Regions from separate parts of the Mus musculus genome. Here region 2 is linked to region 1. A link is a loop called in an ENCODE intact Hi-C map of the cell type or tissue named here. Cell type or tissue: left cerebral cortex. All regions are shown on one strand.

The links. Peaks named below come from ENCODE experiments on the same cell type or tissue, not always from the same donor. Only the 100,000 strongest peaks of a DNase experiment are listed, where the experiment ranks them.
Region 2: a loop joins it to region 1, with 3.0 times the contacts of the local background. A loop is called at or near these places in 3 of 42 quality-filtered maps.

The regions. Positions count from the first base shown.
Region 1 is chr16:85,044,941-85,052,940 of GRCm38, forward strand. The region is part of intron 6 of App (amyloid beta (A4) precursor protein); the gene reads right to left. Among named protein-coding and RNA genes, the nearest start is that of Gm10791, 77 kb to the left of the region's middle. In left cerebral cortex, a CTCF peak has its summit at 3,070; DNase peaks (open chromatin) are centred at 73, 2,502 and 4,629; H3K27ac peaks cover 305 bases.
Region 2 is chr16:85,673,677-85,681,676 of GRCm38, forward strand. No RefSeq gene overlaps it. Among named protein-coding and RNA genes, the nearest start is that of Gm52244, 120 kb to the left of the region's middle. In left cerebral cortex, CTCF peaks have their summits at 3,542 (motif pointing right) and 4,718 (motif pointing left); DNase peaks (open chromatin) are centred at 3,540, 4,042, 4,415, 4,746 and 1 more place.

The DNA of each region.
Region 1 (8,000 bases):
GAAGTTTTGGATCCACTGGCACCACCTTCAGTCAACAGAGACTGTCAGCAAAATCCATCCTTGTCGGCTCTGGTACAAGGGGCGTGTCCTCAGAGTCTCTCCCACTCACTGAATAACAGAGCCAGAACTCGGGCACAGGTGAGGTAATGGAATTAAACAGTGGCAAATGCATAATGTGTGGGAGAGGGGATGGGATGGGTCTGTGTGAGCCTGGAAGAACTGGACAAAAGTGAGCCCCTCCCTTTAGCATCCGGCAGACAGCCACTGGATGGAGCGCCTTCCGATACTAGGGTTTGATGGATAAAATTAGGAGATGCAGATTCTCAGAATGCGGAGAAAAACATTCCCAAAGCATGATTTTCTCCATGTTCTGTGAAACATGCTAAATTAAACACAATACAGAGACATACATAATATAAATGTACCTCTTTTAAAACCCCGTTTTTGTAATTTTAGTCTCTAATTGTAGAGAACAAAGACAAATACAGCTTTGCTATCTAACTTAACAGTGAAATAAAGCTTAAAAGGTAAAGACATTCAAGTTGTACTACAGTGTGTTGATCATCAATACTTCATTCAAATAAATTGTGGTCTACATTCAACCATAATAATGGAAAACTCTGATGTCAGTGTCCTTTAAAACAACCATGATCAAGATGTGGCGGTGAATACCCGCCAATTCCAGTACCTGGGAAACAGAGACAGGACTATATTGACAGGCTCAAGGCTAGTCTAGTCTACAGAGCAAGTTCTAAACTATCAGCGACAAGAAGAAGAAACAAGCAAGCAAGCAAGCAAACAAACAAAAGAATTATATTCCTAATAAAATAAGCATGAAAAAACTATTTTTTAAAAATCCCAATTAAGTTATTGCTACAAATTTAACAATTGCAATATAGCAACATTCCAAGAGCCTAATTTATCTGAACAAAAACTATATTCTATAGGTAAATATTCGTTTGGTTTTCATAGATGAAGCAAAATTTAAAACAACACATTAGAAAAGTGGTTCCTTTTTTTTTTTTTTTTAAAGATTTATTTATTATTATATGTAAGTACACTGTAGCTATCTTCAGACACACCAGAAGAGGGAGTCAGATCTTGTTACCGATGGTTGTGAGCCACCATGTGGTTGCTGGGATTTGAACTTCGGACCTTCGGAAGAGCAGTCGGGTGCTCTTACTCACTGAGCCATCTCACCAGCCCAAGTGGTTCCTTTTTTAAAGAACGTGTTAACTCCAATGCTACAATCACATACTTCTAGCAGAAATCACATTCATCATGCATTGTGAATGCTAACAAGTAGTCATAAAAACGATAAGAAAATTAATCTTTACCAGGAAATAAATGATCAAATATTTATTATCTAGTAATCATGTTGTGCTAAATATAATCATGCAAATTAGGCCAGCAAGCTGGAGATGAAATCTCATGTTCCAAATACAGGTTGAAATATCAGCAAATCACACGAGCAGCTGTGCACATTATTGAAGTCATAGACTCAGAAGGACGATGTGTGTGAATTTTTTATAGAAGTCTCCAGCACAATGGTCCTCAGTGTTCCTAAGGCTGCATTCCTAATGGAAAGCTACAACCTTTAGCATAGTTCTTCATGTTATGGTGACCCCCCAACATTAAAATTACTATTAAAATTATTACCATTAAATTTACAACCATTAACATCTTCATTGCTATTTCATATTGTAGTCTTTGCCACTGTTATGAATCGCAATGCAAATATCTGTGTTTTCCAATCATCTTAGGCAACCCCTGTCAAAGAGTTATTCAAACCCCAAAGGGGTCACAACCACCAGATTGAGACCCAGTGTAGCAGGTAGCCTCAAGCTGGCTGGGCTTTGTATTGAGATGTGCAGTTCTCTGTCATTGTAATTACACTTGACCTGATTCTCACACCTCCCTATGCAGAAAGGTTTCTTATAAAATAGCACCTGAAGGAGATGGGTCTGTAAAATGGGTTTTACACCAGTCAGTGCCCCTGAGACTGCTGCAATCGAGCTCAGAGACCACTATGATGCTTCAAGAACCTTGACTTCCTGTCAGCTGTGGTTAATTGGACACACAACATGTTTTCAACACGTTTAAACCTAGAACAGGGTAAGGATAAGGCGTACCTTGTGTCATAGGGGAAATATTTTCTTTTCTAACCGAATGAGATGGAAGAATTTGCTTTAAAAAATTGTGTGTATCTGGGAAGATAAATACATTGTAGCATTTGGCTATTTTCTAGGTAAAACTCCCACGACTGGTATTTCAAGCTGTAGTGGTTATGACTCCCAAAATTCCTCACTACAGTAATAATTAGTTTTCACAGCCCAGTAGGGATCTGACAGTGCCACACCAGGAAAACACAGGCACGAATGGAAAGCTACCAGAAAAAGAAAGCTTTCCCCTTAAGTTTCAAATTTCCTGTCTCCATGCCCAAATCCTCAAAACACAGAAGGCAAGAAATGGTGCTAAAATTTCATCAAAGTACGCTCCATGACCAGCCACGCCTCTCTCTCTCTCTCTCTCTGACCAGCCACGCCCCTCTCTCCTGTGTAGGCTCAGTGAAAGCCATAGGTGCCTGGAGAAGAACTGCAAAGGATGCTAAGCACCTTGAAAGGCTGTAGCGAGTGTGGGAGGGTGTGGCTTTCTAGCCTGTGTTTAGAGAAGCAAGGTCACATGACGTGGCTCATGTACACAGTAAACCCCTATGATCAATCCTCCAGTCTGATTCCCAAATTCAAAGACTGCAGGTGTGTGCCACCATGCCCAACTAACTTATTAAATGTAGTTGAAATGTGTTATATTAAAAATATAGAGACACAGTCGCACCTTAGGACGAGAGGGGAGGAACTGGTAAAAATTGGAAAACGTTTGGTTCATGTGGGAAATGAGAAGAGTCTTAGAATAAAAAATACAGAAAGATAACAGATGAACTGTTTTTAAACAGATTGCCAATACATATTTTTCCTACTCTATACAATTAACTGTTTTTAAAAACACCACAACACTTCTGCCTTAATCAATACTGAGATAATAGTTCTCTTATATTTAAACCTATAAAAACGTCACTTCTCAGAAATATGACCTCTAGTGGCCCTCTTCGACTTCCACACTACAGCTTTTATTTTCATATTATATTATTATTATTTTGTTATTTTGAAAATAATGCTGAAAAAAATTTTTAAAAAATCAAGGAATGAACTAAAGCAAACTTGGAACCTAACTTTTCACAGCGTTTTCCTGGGAAGACATTCGAGATGGCATCAACACTTTTGAGAACAAAAGAACACTTCCAGTGAGCTGGGGTCTGGAAACACGTTTCTGTCTGAGGAAGACAGGGCATGCCCACCTTTCCACAGTGGCTGGCTTCCTTCCATAGTCTCTAACAGAGAAGAATTAAGATTCAAACTGAGAACAGCATCATTCCTACTTAAAGTCTGTCCCATGACCAGGGTTTGCCTTTCACCTCAGTGTATTAGGGAGAATGGATTCCTTTGGAAGAGGAAACACCCGATCAGAGAAGAGTTTCCTCCACATGTCACTGCTTACATAGTAGGAGTGTCAAACCAGGGATGGTGCAGGCTGCTGATCCTAGCACAAGCAACCAAGACACAGAGAGATCAAGTTTAAAGTCATACAATGAGTCTTTTGTGTTTCAGCATACATAAACACACACACACACACACACACACACACACACACACACACACACACACACACACACATTGAGACTTATTCAGTCTCATCTCTTCTGGAATTCTCCGTATTCTCCTAATAAAAACACAAAATGATAGACACGCTACTCTGATACATGCCTGGAAGTCACAGACGGATCTTCAGAAGGGCGGGATTGCTGAAAACCAACAGAAACAGATATTTTGGTTGCAATCCACCCCACTTTTAAAGTTCTGGACACTTATATTAAGGGAACTAAATATTTCCACGAAGAACCAGAGCTTTGTTACCTGAGACAACAACACTCTGCTGGAGTTAATGATTAATTGAAAAGGCGAAAATGTATACATACATAATCATGTTACCTGCTCTCTAATTTGTTGCATTACATTTTAAGGAACTTATTTTTTTGTTTTTACGATATAAACTGTTAAGTAGACACATAATCATTACTTAAGGCACAAAAATTTTCTTATGGCAAACAGATCTTTGTGAATTTACTAAACTTTGTCGATAGGAAATTATGTCAATGAAGTTCTTACTAAAACTAAGAAAACCACATATATGTATACTCTCTCTCTCTGTCTCTGTAAACCTCATTCCCCAGTCCTGTGTCTTAAGCACACTAATTGCTACAGTAGGCTTTCCAGATTAGGACAGTTAAGCAACAGTTACATGGACCCCTCAGCCCAAGCAAAGCATGCATGGAATGGCTTAGAATCAGTGACTGTTATGCCACAGGGCACAAAATAACAGGCTGCCACCTGTCACCTACATGGCCAGTGCTGACACCAGTTTTCCCGACATTAAAGGGGGTGCCACACCTTGGTTCGAATGTGTGAATGCATTCTCTGCCTTAGTTAGAGCAGAGGTAAAAGCCTATGGCTGGCTCTTGAAGAACGAACATACTACTGTTCTTTTTCCTACCCCCTCAACCCCCAAACACACTTTAGAGCTTTGAGCTCCTTGGCACACTCACAGCAAGCCATGTTTACTGTTTCTCCGGAGTCTGAAAAAGCTGAGCATGACAGACAAAGCAAGAACCCATGAGTTCCAGGCTGCTTGTGTCATGCCTTTATTGAGCCATACCAATGGAGATGGGGGAGAAACATAAGCTTCGTCTCTTTTATACCCTACAGAGCAACATGGCTTTATTTATGAAGCTTGTTAGATGCATTACTTCTGATGCTCTGTCAGTGGGTCAAAACGTCCACAGGATACGGATGCCCTTTTCCACACAGGGTGAAAAGAGGCTACGCAGATCTGGATGGACAGACCTGAGCTACCTGGGTTCATATCCCTGGGCCCCGAGAGAATAATGCTGTGCCCAGTGTGTAAATGTGCCTCATCACTGTTGGGGATGTCTTCATGTCAATTCCTGATACTTGTCTGCTGCTTCTCAGTAATTATCCACAGAGGAGCAATAACTTCACAAGATCAGCCAGCTAACATAAGCCAGCCAGGGTTTAGACCGGAGATTTTAGCTTCACAAACACAAGTGTTTAAAAAGTCACCTGTGTCCGTGTCTCTCTCTCTGTCCCCTTACTGATGAATTTCCTCCCACGGGGCATAAAATGGATGGAAGGAATAAACAGTCGATCTTGAAACGTGACATTCAGTACCATCTTGTTCAATTTGCCGCTAGATATAAAGTTTAATTGCAAATATCTTGATATGTGGGAATAGATTCACACACAAAACTATTTTAAGCAGGAGACCCAGTTCATGCTGCATTTTAATGGTAACAGAATGCTGTCTACAAACCCCAGCTCTGTTGTACCAACAGTTCAGAGATGCATCACACTGCAATTAAAATGTCAATCTGTTGGTTTACCTTTAATACGTCTGACTGGTAGTAAACACTAGTTGTCTAATGTTCTGAATCTACCAAGGTATTGGAATGATGACTACAACCGCAGTGACCACACGCTCCAGGCTGAGGACTTCCTGTCTGTCAGAAACTGGGCTCAATGGTTCCCAGGGGTTACTAGGAGCCACTTGCTTCTCACAGAGTGGCTAGATATCAACCCCAGTTTTACAGAGACATACGAGGATGCAGGACTACTTGCATTGCTGCATCGTGCAGGATTTTGCAGTTCCCAGGCTGCAGGGCTAAGTAGGATTCAAATCTGAGCAACCTGTACTTGAGCAACTAAGTCTAAGTCTTCCTAGGTAAGCGCTTATCATAGATCATGTAAAGTCACTCTTAAAACATGCAAGGCAACGTCAGCACTTATGTTAGGCAAATAAAAAGCAGGTTACTCGACTGGCCCAAGGCCATAAAATGATAAATGTCTCCAGTAAATACTACAGATGGAGCTGAGGGGAGGGGGATGGCTTAGTCCATAAACTCTTTGCTGCACAAACATGAAGACCCGAGTTCAATATTCACATTAAGAAAAAGCCAGGCAAGGCGGGACCGCTTACCATTCCAAACATATGTGGGACTTGTTGGTCATGTAGCCTAGTCTACTGGATCAGTTCTTGGCCAGTGAAAGGCCCTGCCTCCCATCACTGCCTAAAGTCTAGAAACAAGAAAAGGTGGTTGGGACCACCCGAGGAACAACACTTGAGGTTGTCCTATGATTTTTACACACATATTTGCATGCATGAATGAGGTTGTCCTATGAGTTCTACACACATATCTACATGCATGAATGAGGTTGTCCTATGAATTCTACACACACATCCACATGTATGCATATGTACCTGCATACACATGGGCATACACACGCACGCACACACATACACACACTGAAATCAACTTGATTTTAGTAAGTAGAATTCTTTCTTTGAACAATATCTGAGATTAAGAAACAGTATATACCTTGGTCTTTTCTGACAGTATAATCTCCTTTGTAATTATCCATCTCCTCAGCTCTATATTCTGCTTTTATAGCGTGAACATAGCCAGAGACAACATCTAAATAAGTGGGGTTGAGTGTCTCCCAGGAAAACCTTTGTCTTAAAAAATAGGTAACATGCTACTTGTGGTCCCTGGAATATATATATAGTATTGTGACCACTAGTCATGTATTACTGATCATTGACACCTGATCATTACTATTGTTTAATTTAAAAACAGAAAATTCCAGGAATGTACGGCACAGAAATAAAAGATGCATCCATGTCCATAGCAAATGAACAGGCACTTACAGGAGGTGCAAGTTAAACAGAAGAGTATGTATTTAGAAAGAAAAGTGAAAATATCATTTGGGCATTAACGAAACTGAAATAGCCTAGCTCATGTGGACCCAAATCCTGGCTTCATCAATTACTACTTATATGACTAATGTATGTTTAAAGTTTCCCTAAGTCATAATTGCCCTGACTTCAAATAGGGGAAATAACTTTTCTACTGCATACTACAGCTATAAGGCTTAAAAGGAGAATTACAGCCTATACTGGCTGGTTTTGTGTGTCAACTTGACATAAGCTGGAGTTATCACAGAGAAAGGAGCCTCCCTTGAGGAAATGCCTCCATGAGATCCAGCTGTAAGGCATTTTCTCAATTAGTGATCAAGGCTGGGAGGGCCCACTGTGAGTGGTGCCATCCCTGGGCTGGAGGTCCTGGGTTCTATAAGAGAGCAGGCTGAGTAAGCCGGGGGAATCAAGCCAGTAAGAAACATCCCTCCATGGCCTCTGCATCAGCTCCTGCTTCCTGACCTGCTTGAGTTCCAATCCTGACTTCCTTTGGTGATGAACAGCAATGTGGAAGTGTAAGCTGAATAAACCCTTTCCTCCCCAACTTGCTTCTTGGTCATGATGTTTGTGCAGGAATAGAAACCCTGACTAAGACATGGCTTTAAAGAACAAGGGAAACGGTGAGCCAGAGCACTTCTAAGTTCTAAAGAACTCCAACGTGGATGCTTCTAGCAGGTGGAAGCCTGTCTGTGCTAGCCCTGCTATGCTTTCTACAGCAGCAAAGACTTTAGCCAGCAGCAGGGCACAAAGAATATTTACTGAATAAATAACCATAAGGAAAACGTTTTTCTGGACAGGCAGAATTGGGTTCAAAAGCCAAAGCTGAGCCAATTCCTACAACATTCACACTTCAGAAAAGAAAACCCTCACATCTCGGACTTATGATCTGAAAAAAATGAGAACAAGAGTCTAAGACTGTTGCTTCCCTTAACTGGTAACAACTTGAGGCATTTGACTGATATCCAACATCTTCCTAATTAGCAAAGCTTAGCAACCAGATGGATTTTGCAGTAACGAGCTTACCTCCAAAGAATTGCCTTCTCTCTGAACTCAGTAATGCAGAACAGGCAGCTGGGGTTAGAAGTTCTATGATCAGGTAAAAATATCTTCTGCTT
Region 2 (8,000 bases), 630 kb after region 1:
TGTGGTTATAATGTTTCATTAAAATATGTGCCCTGTGCTAAATTTGTTGGTTTGGAATAAATATGAACTGTGTTACCCCATTAAGTATGAATAAAATATTCCACCTACAATTTGCCTTTCAATTTATTATTCAATACAACTTGTTTTCTGTAGAAAGCAACTGTTTATGTACTATGAAAAGTGCACAGTTCAAGGTGATTTATCCAGCATCCCATCAGCAGGCGTTCTTTCTAGCTGAGCATTTCTCCCACACGGGGTGCAATAAAAATTAATATTTAGTATGCTGACGCTGAAGAAATAATGGTACTAAATCTTCACAAAAATTAGTTAATCTAATTCCATAACTGTATGCGGTAGAGAACTGAGAGTTTGTCTTCCTCATGTTTGCAATTGCTGATGGTCTAGGTTTGAAGCCTGAGTCTCGTGCCACATGAGGCCAAAGTTCTCATCATTTCATTATTCCTCAAGTGACATTATCTTGCTGCATATAAACTGTCTATTTGTAAACCTACATATCCATCAACCAGTGCCAAAAATGATCTCTGTAGTTTTTGAATATTGGAAGCATTTAATGTTTAAAACTTCTGTCTTGACAGTGAGCTACGGTGATTTCACATCGAACAAACTCCAAGAACAAATCCTCCCATGCTTTCTGTGTAACCACACCTATCTATGAGCAATGTTGCCCCTTCTTTCTTAAACGCTATACTACATTGTCCAAGAAACAGAGCATACAAGAATATGAGTATGTAAAGACTAGGTAGTATAATTGTCATAAAAACACTCAGTATTCATGATATACGCAGAGGATTAGTGTGTGGTGTTTATTGAAGTTAATGCTATGCCTCCTTCCCTTTTGGAATCTGTTATCCCAGTGGGAGAGATCAGCTTTGTGTTCCTGTAGTACATGTCTGTTTCTACACCTAGAGCTTTTGCTGTTCCCGCTCAAGATAGCCAGCTCCTGGCATAACTCTGGAGTGAAATGGGAATTTCTGACTTCGTTGGGAACTCAGCTGTGTTATATGATGTTTTTATGAAAACTGTCTTTCTTATGAGAGGATGTTTTGCTGAGAACAGACATGTGGTGTTTTTCTGGAAGTTGCCTGGTTAAAGGGCGTGTGGTGTTGTGATGGACTAGATGCTTGAGAGGACCAGTGATGTTTGGGAAGAGTATAAATATAAGCCAACACACAGTGGGCAATGCTCTTGCATTTGGTTCGCTTTGCAACCGTTTGCTGGTCATCTTTCAGCTTGGCCGAGGCTGGTCTTCTCTGACAGTGTTCTTGAATTAGTTCACCTTACTTTGTTCATTGATCAATCATGACTTTGTAGAGAGAAACACACTAAAGGACTTAAGGTGGTATTCTGCTTCTTGCCACTTCCACAGACTCATGCAGAGCCTTGTGGTTTCCTCTGGAGCAAGTTGCCACTACTGACTCATGTTTGGTATTTTGCTAGTGGACTGGACTGCTAACAATGGAAATTAAAATTGCCCCCAAAGAACTATTTTCTAAACAGGTCCACAACCTCATTTACTATCAACCTTTCTTTTCCCCTACCTCTGGTGGGTGATGGGATAGAAGAGACATTGATGTATTTAAGAACCATAATTAAAATAGGTTTTGAAAAATATAAAACTTTCCACTCTGCTGATTTTGTAGCCTCCACATCCAGGAGAAGACACCACTCTGGCAGGTCCTGTAGTAGTAGTGGCGGTAGCGCTGGGTACCAGTTGGGGTTGCTCTTGGCTGCTGTTTCTGGAGCGCTTACCTGGGCTTGTTTCTTTTTGCTTCAGCTCTTTCCCTTGCTTTTTATACTGCCATTTCTCATTCCCAAGTTCTTACTAAGTCAGCTGTTATCATCTGCCATATCACCCCCAAAGAAAATCCAATTTGCTGCCTTCGTAAACAATATTGATGTTTCATAAGAACTTATGATTTAGAAGGTAGATAAAATGAATCCATTTCTTCATTTTGATGATAGCTCTACACACTTGCCTTCTATTTCGATGCAAATATTAAACTCTTAAACTTGCTTAATGTATTCTTTTAAAAGTAACCTTATTCAGAAATATTAAGTAAAATGAACCATTTTGAATGCCCTAAGTTCTCAATACTGGAAGGATTGTTATTGCCAAGGAAGGAAAAAGCAGTAAGCAGTAACTGAGGTGAAATGATATGGAAAAATCAAGTGGGCTTCATTTATGTCTGTTATTTGATTTGTATTTGTAGAATTACTCTGATATTTAGTGTGTATGTGCATATATTCTCTCTCTCTCTCTCTCTCTCTCTCTCTCTCTCTCTCTCTCTCTCTCTCGTGTGTGTGTGTGTGTGTGTGTGTGTGTGTGTGTGTTTGGGGAAACTGTGGAGAAGACAGATTTATTCCTTACTTTGTGAGGAATTCTTGGCTAGATTATGTCTTATAGGCTTCTTGGCTGGCAAGCGTGGGGTACCTATGTGGATAACCGTATGGGTCTGTGTGTCTCAGAGACATCTTTAGAGAAGGAAGTCAGTAAAGTGGTGCTAAATCGCTTTGAGAATTGATATAATGCATTGTTATGAAACTCTGATTTTGTCAGATTTTTCCTTTTGTCTTAGATTCTTCTTAGCCAAACACCTAGGATGATGGAAGGGTGGTGAACTGTGGTCTCTATGGAGATATGTTGATATCTGTCTCTTTGTCCCTGAGACAGTAACCTTTGGGAATAGGGTATTCACATATACAATCACGCGAGAACAAGAACACTATATATACTTAATTTTGGTGATCCTTATAAGAGGGAAAACCATGTGAAAACAGAAATGTAGATAGAGTGGCATCGTGCACACAGGCATGACAGGAATGATGTAGCTGCATGCCAGAGGACAGAGGAGTGACAGTCCCCCAGAGCTGGCAGAGGCCAGGCACCAAGGGATTGGGATTATGTAGACATTTTGATTCTTCACTGTGTCTTTGGGCTCCATCTGGAGCTTTAAGCCACCATGTTCATGGTGCTTCTTCCCTGCAACCCGAAAAACTAATTCAGAGAGCTGAAGTCAAACATGAGAAGGGAAAAGACTTGTTTGTGTGCTCTTGTTTTCCACTGTTCTCCTGGGGTTGAGAAGGGCATTTCTCCCATGGTGCCAACAACCTGGAGACTGACTTTGCAAAGCTTTTTAGGACCTGCCAGGGCTCCATCAGGGAGCTCCGAGAAAATGACACCACCATTATATGATTTTAAAGCTATAAAAGATGAGCGTATTAAAGACCCAAGTCTTCGAAATGTTCCTTTCCGTGCGATTATGATACAGCAAGGAAGGCGGTGCTGGTGATAAAGTGGGCTGTTTGTTCTACAAAGGCCTTGTGGAAAACACATGTAAACTCAAGCGCTGTCGGCACATTCTTCTCCCACAAACTGTCTTTTCTGTTAGATGCCTATGGTTCCATCTGTCACACAGGAAATGGCTATCTGTTTTACCGGACCCATTGGATGAGATCGAGGCTAGCGTTCCTGGGGGTTACTTGGGAACCAGTGCTACAACGATCTGATATAGCTTTGAGCACTAGGTGGCATCAGAGAACCTGCACGTGCCCTGGTCTTCAGAGCTTGGAAAGTCCTGGCTGGTTTCATGAGCTCTTCTTCCTTTGCTTTCCTTTTGCCTCCACCTCATTGCGAAGCAGACACTTTGTGGTCTGATGCTCTACGTAGCTGTAGCTAAGGCTGCCAATTCCCAGAGAATCCCAGTTCTCCTGAAGGGCAAGATGAAAGCAGAGATATGTAAGTGCTATGTTTGGGAGATGGGAAGATGTCTCATCTTCAACAGGCTTTTTGAGAAGGGTTACTCCTCGCTTTCCCTGACCCTTCTTGCAAAGCCTGTTGAAGATGAAATGCGCTCTTCCTGGGACATTCTTGATAGTAATAGTGATTAGATTTCGTCAGGAGATAGCCAATATGATTGGCTGCATCTTGCAAATTGTGGTCCCCGGAGCCAGTGTTCTGTGTTCCCGGGACTGGGAACTACATTTGAGGTTATTACGATCTTCCTGTAACTGAGCGCTGACCCACATTGTCAGCGCTGCCGTTACTTTTTGTGGAAACACACACTTCTTCCTAATCATCTCTCCTCATGTGTGGGAGACTAGTCAGCCGGTGCTCATCGCATTGAGATTGCTCAGCGTACATTATCATTTGTTTTCAAGTCATCAGCATCAGCACGGGTCCAACATAGACCTTTTTTTATAAACCTTTGGTTGGGAAGTTGTTTTCTGCTTTGTGTAAACTACAATTTAAAAACATTATTTAAGCGAATGAAGTCATCACGAGACTGAGTTTGAGTTTCCAAAAAATTGTGAAAACATAGGCCCAAGGAGACATATGAATTCTGCTTTTTAGCAGTCAAGTGGAGTACAATAGGAAAAATCTAGACTTCCTGCTTCATTTGCAGCTGCCGCATTTCACATGTTGGTGTATTTCAAAATGTAGGCTTACATAAATCTTTTGTTTGGTGCATTAAATAGTCTAGGATCACAGTTTGGCCATTAAGTTGTTTTTTAAAATGAAGCTCATGTTTTAAAAAGTCACACTCAACTATACTTTGGTAGATTTTACTTACAATTAATATTTTTTAAAGAAACATAATATTCTCTTATATTCCATCCTTTCTCAAATAGTAAGAATGTTTGAATAAAAATAAAGTATCAGTTTTAGTGGTAGCTGATTGTGGGTTAAAAGTGCCATCTAGTGGTTACACAAGGAAGTTCATTTAACTTATAAATGATAGTGTAAATTTCTCCTTTTCACTTCCATACCAGAAAGCAGTACAGTTGTCAGTTGGTGAAATTATCCATCATCTGGATATGGATCCACCAAGACAGCATGCTACAGGGTTTGATGAAGCTATACTTTGTACTATGCTGGACTCAGCAAATGTCATGAAACCATCTGGTTAAATACAATGTAGATGTACAAGACAGGAGGCCAACGGATTTCCCTCTTGCTCATAAACTTTTCCTGAGGGTTTTTTTTTCATGATTGATTAATATATTAAAACCAAACTCCTGTGCAAATAGTAAACAAAAACAGATCTCTCTGTCTCTGTGTCTATCTCTCTATCTCCCTGTCTCTGTCTCTCTGTCTCTGTGTGTGTGTGTGTGTGTGTGTGTGTGTGTGTGTATGTGTGTGTGTGTAGAGATGTGCTTGAATACAGGAAAACAACTCATTTAACTGTTCCTTCAGAGGCTCCTTCCTCATGATCACTTGTCATGATAAATGCAGAAAGGAGGCTCCATCAACCCCTCGGGAGAGATCTTCAGCCTCTGGCTAAGAGCCATGAATGAACCAATGGCAGAATTCCAATCTCACTCAATTTCTCTTGAGCCAGTCATTGGGATGTGTCAAGGTTTCTTCCAGCAGGTTCCCCCTTGCCTTCTTCCCTTCTCTCTCTCTCTCTCTCTCTCTCTCTCTCTCTCTAAGGACAGGCCATCTCTGTATCCTTCTCTCTCTCTCTCTCCCTAAGGACAGGCCATCTCTGTATCCTTCTCTCTCTCTGAGAACAGCCCACCTTGCTGTATAAAACCTGCAGACATAAAACCCAGAATAACATTCAGTCCTAGGGAATGCTTGTGTCAAAGTGATTCCTGTTTCCATTTCTCACTTTATTGTTTTCTGACAACAACTCAAGGTTGAGGTGCCTGGTTCCTTAGCACCTGTGTATCAAAAACTTATGGCTGAGGCTTGGAGGGAAGACTTAGGACATTCTCTCACCTCTCCTCTCTCTTTATGAAGGTCCCAAGAATGTTGCTGGGAGTCTCTGTCTTTGCAAAGACATTACTGAGGCCAGTTTAAGATCTGGAGTACAGGAAGGTAAAGAAGCGCTTTTGACTAACTCTGATTGCTCACTGGCAATGTTGTTAAATAGGTGTCCTATTTAAAAAGCACAGGAGTGGGAAAATTATCAAAGTGGGTAGGCTGAGTAGAAGATTACAGATGAAATGAACTGTGATTTTAAAAAAAACATTACGGTATGAGGCTGGAATGTTTCTCAGTTCATAGGGAACTTGCCCAGCATGGATGAGATCTGGTTCTGTCTCTAGAACCACACAGTCTATTATGGCTCAGGCCTGTAATCCCAGCCCATGGGAGCTAGTTACAGAAGAATCACAGGTTTGAAGCCATCGTTAGTTACCCAGGGATTTCGAGTGGCCATTCTGGGCCACGAGAGTTTCTGTCTCAAAAACAAACAAAACTGCAGTGATTTCTGAGCTTTAAACTTGTCTCTTAGTTATATGTTAAGTACTTTTCAAAGCCACTGCTTGCTTGCTTGCTTTCTTCCTTTCTCTCTTCCTTTCTCTCTCTCTCTCTTTCTTTCTCTCTTTCTTTCTTTCTTTCTTTCTTTCTTTCTTTCTTTCTTTCTTTCTTTCTTCCTTCCTTCCTTCCTTCCTTCCTTCCTTTCTTCCTTTGTTTTTTAAATAAGAATCCCGGTCACACTAACAAGGCCACTGATGGGCAAACAGAGTATGAAACTGGGGCAAAGGGTCGCCACAAACACAGTCATTGTCACAAAGCTGAAATACAGCAGAGGAAGATTGGAATCCAGAATTCTTCTCCCATGAGTTGTCCTGTACTTGGACTCAACATTACTCTAGATTTTGTGATCACAAAGGAAAAGCAGAGTTGCTACACACATTTCAACAAATATCTGAGGCTGGTATGTGTCAGGTCCCATGATGCTCCCAGAGGACAGAGATGGGTAAGTTGGTCCCAGATGTTAATTTTCTCATGAGTGCTTTTCTGACCTTGAACCATGCTGTGAGAAACCTCCGGCTCCATACCCTTCGCCTACCACGCAGTCCCAGCCAACGGGTGTCTAGACAGCACCTACCATCCAGATGCTGCCTGGTGAGCCATGAGGTCACACCACGGGGCAGCTTAGCAGCACTCAGCCTGCTGTGTTGGCAACAGCTCAGGCTTGCTAATTGGGACAGGTGCACAGTGTGATGACAGCAGACCACCCACAGAGTTGTGACACAGCCAGCAAAGGCAAGAGGAACAGAAAGGGAGAAGCAAGGAAACCTGATCTGCAGGCTGGGCGATGATGATTGCCAGAGAAGATTTCGTAGGCAGAGACCCTCGGAGGACGGACGCCTGAGAAGAAAGAGTGACGGTTTTTAGATGGGGATGTTCTTATCTTTAGAGCAAGTGATAGAGGCACAGGAAATGAATCTTTGGAAATATATACAACCACAAGCCTGCTGAAGGATATCATTTGCATATGTGTGTTATCTCTCTCTCTCTCTCTCTCTCTCTCTCTCTCTCTCTCTCTCTCTCATTAATCATAATGTAAGCAATAGATGTTTCCAAAAAGTGTAACAATATTGTTTTGGGGAAGCCTCCTTAATATTGACATTTCAAATAGCTAGATAAGAATTAGTGGTAAAATTAAAGAGCATTTCAATAACTAGTTAAGTGGTGCTTAGCAAAAATGTGAGATAAACCCTCTTAGACACATGTAGAAGTTCTTTAGCTGTCCTTAGATCTTAGCACTATAGGCAAAACTGATCTAATATTGTAAACAGTGGCAGAAAGAATAAGACAAAAATCCCAAGAGTTAAAACAGGGAAAATTATTCAGTCATGGTCAGAGTTTCAGTGAAACAGTGTTCTATTTTTCTTGGGAACTAATGGATCATAATTTGTGCCAAAATGTTTAGCAACTGGTGGGATAGCTAGTATTGATGGCCAGTCAGCTTGACAGGACTCAGAACTGCTGCAGACACAAATCACTGGACACCTTGGTGAGGGAGTTTCTAGACTGAGTTGACTGAGGTGGGCAGACCCACCCTGAGTTTAGGCTGGGGTCCCAGACAGACTCTCCTTTCTGTCCACCACCTCACTCCCGTGACACCCAGGCGAACATAAACCTTTCCTCCATTCAGATGAATCCAGTCTGAGGCTTGATCATAGCAATGAGAAAAGTCACAGCTACACTAGTATTCAATTAAATGCTATAAATGTGTATGTGT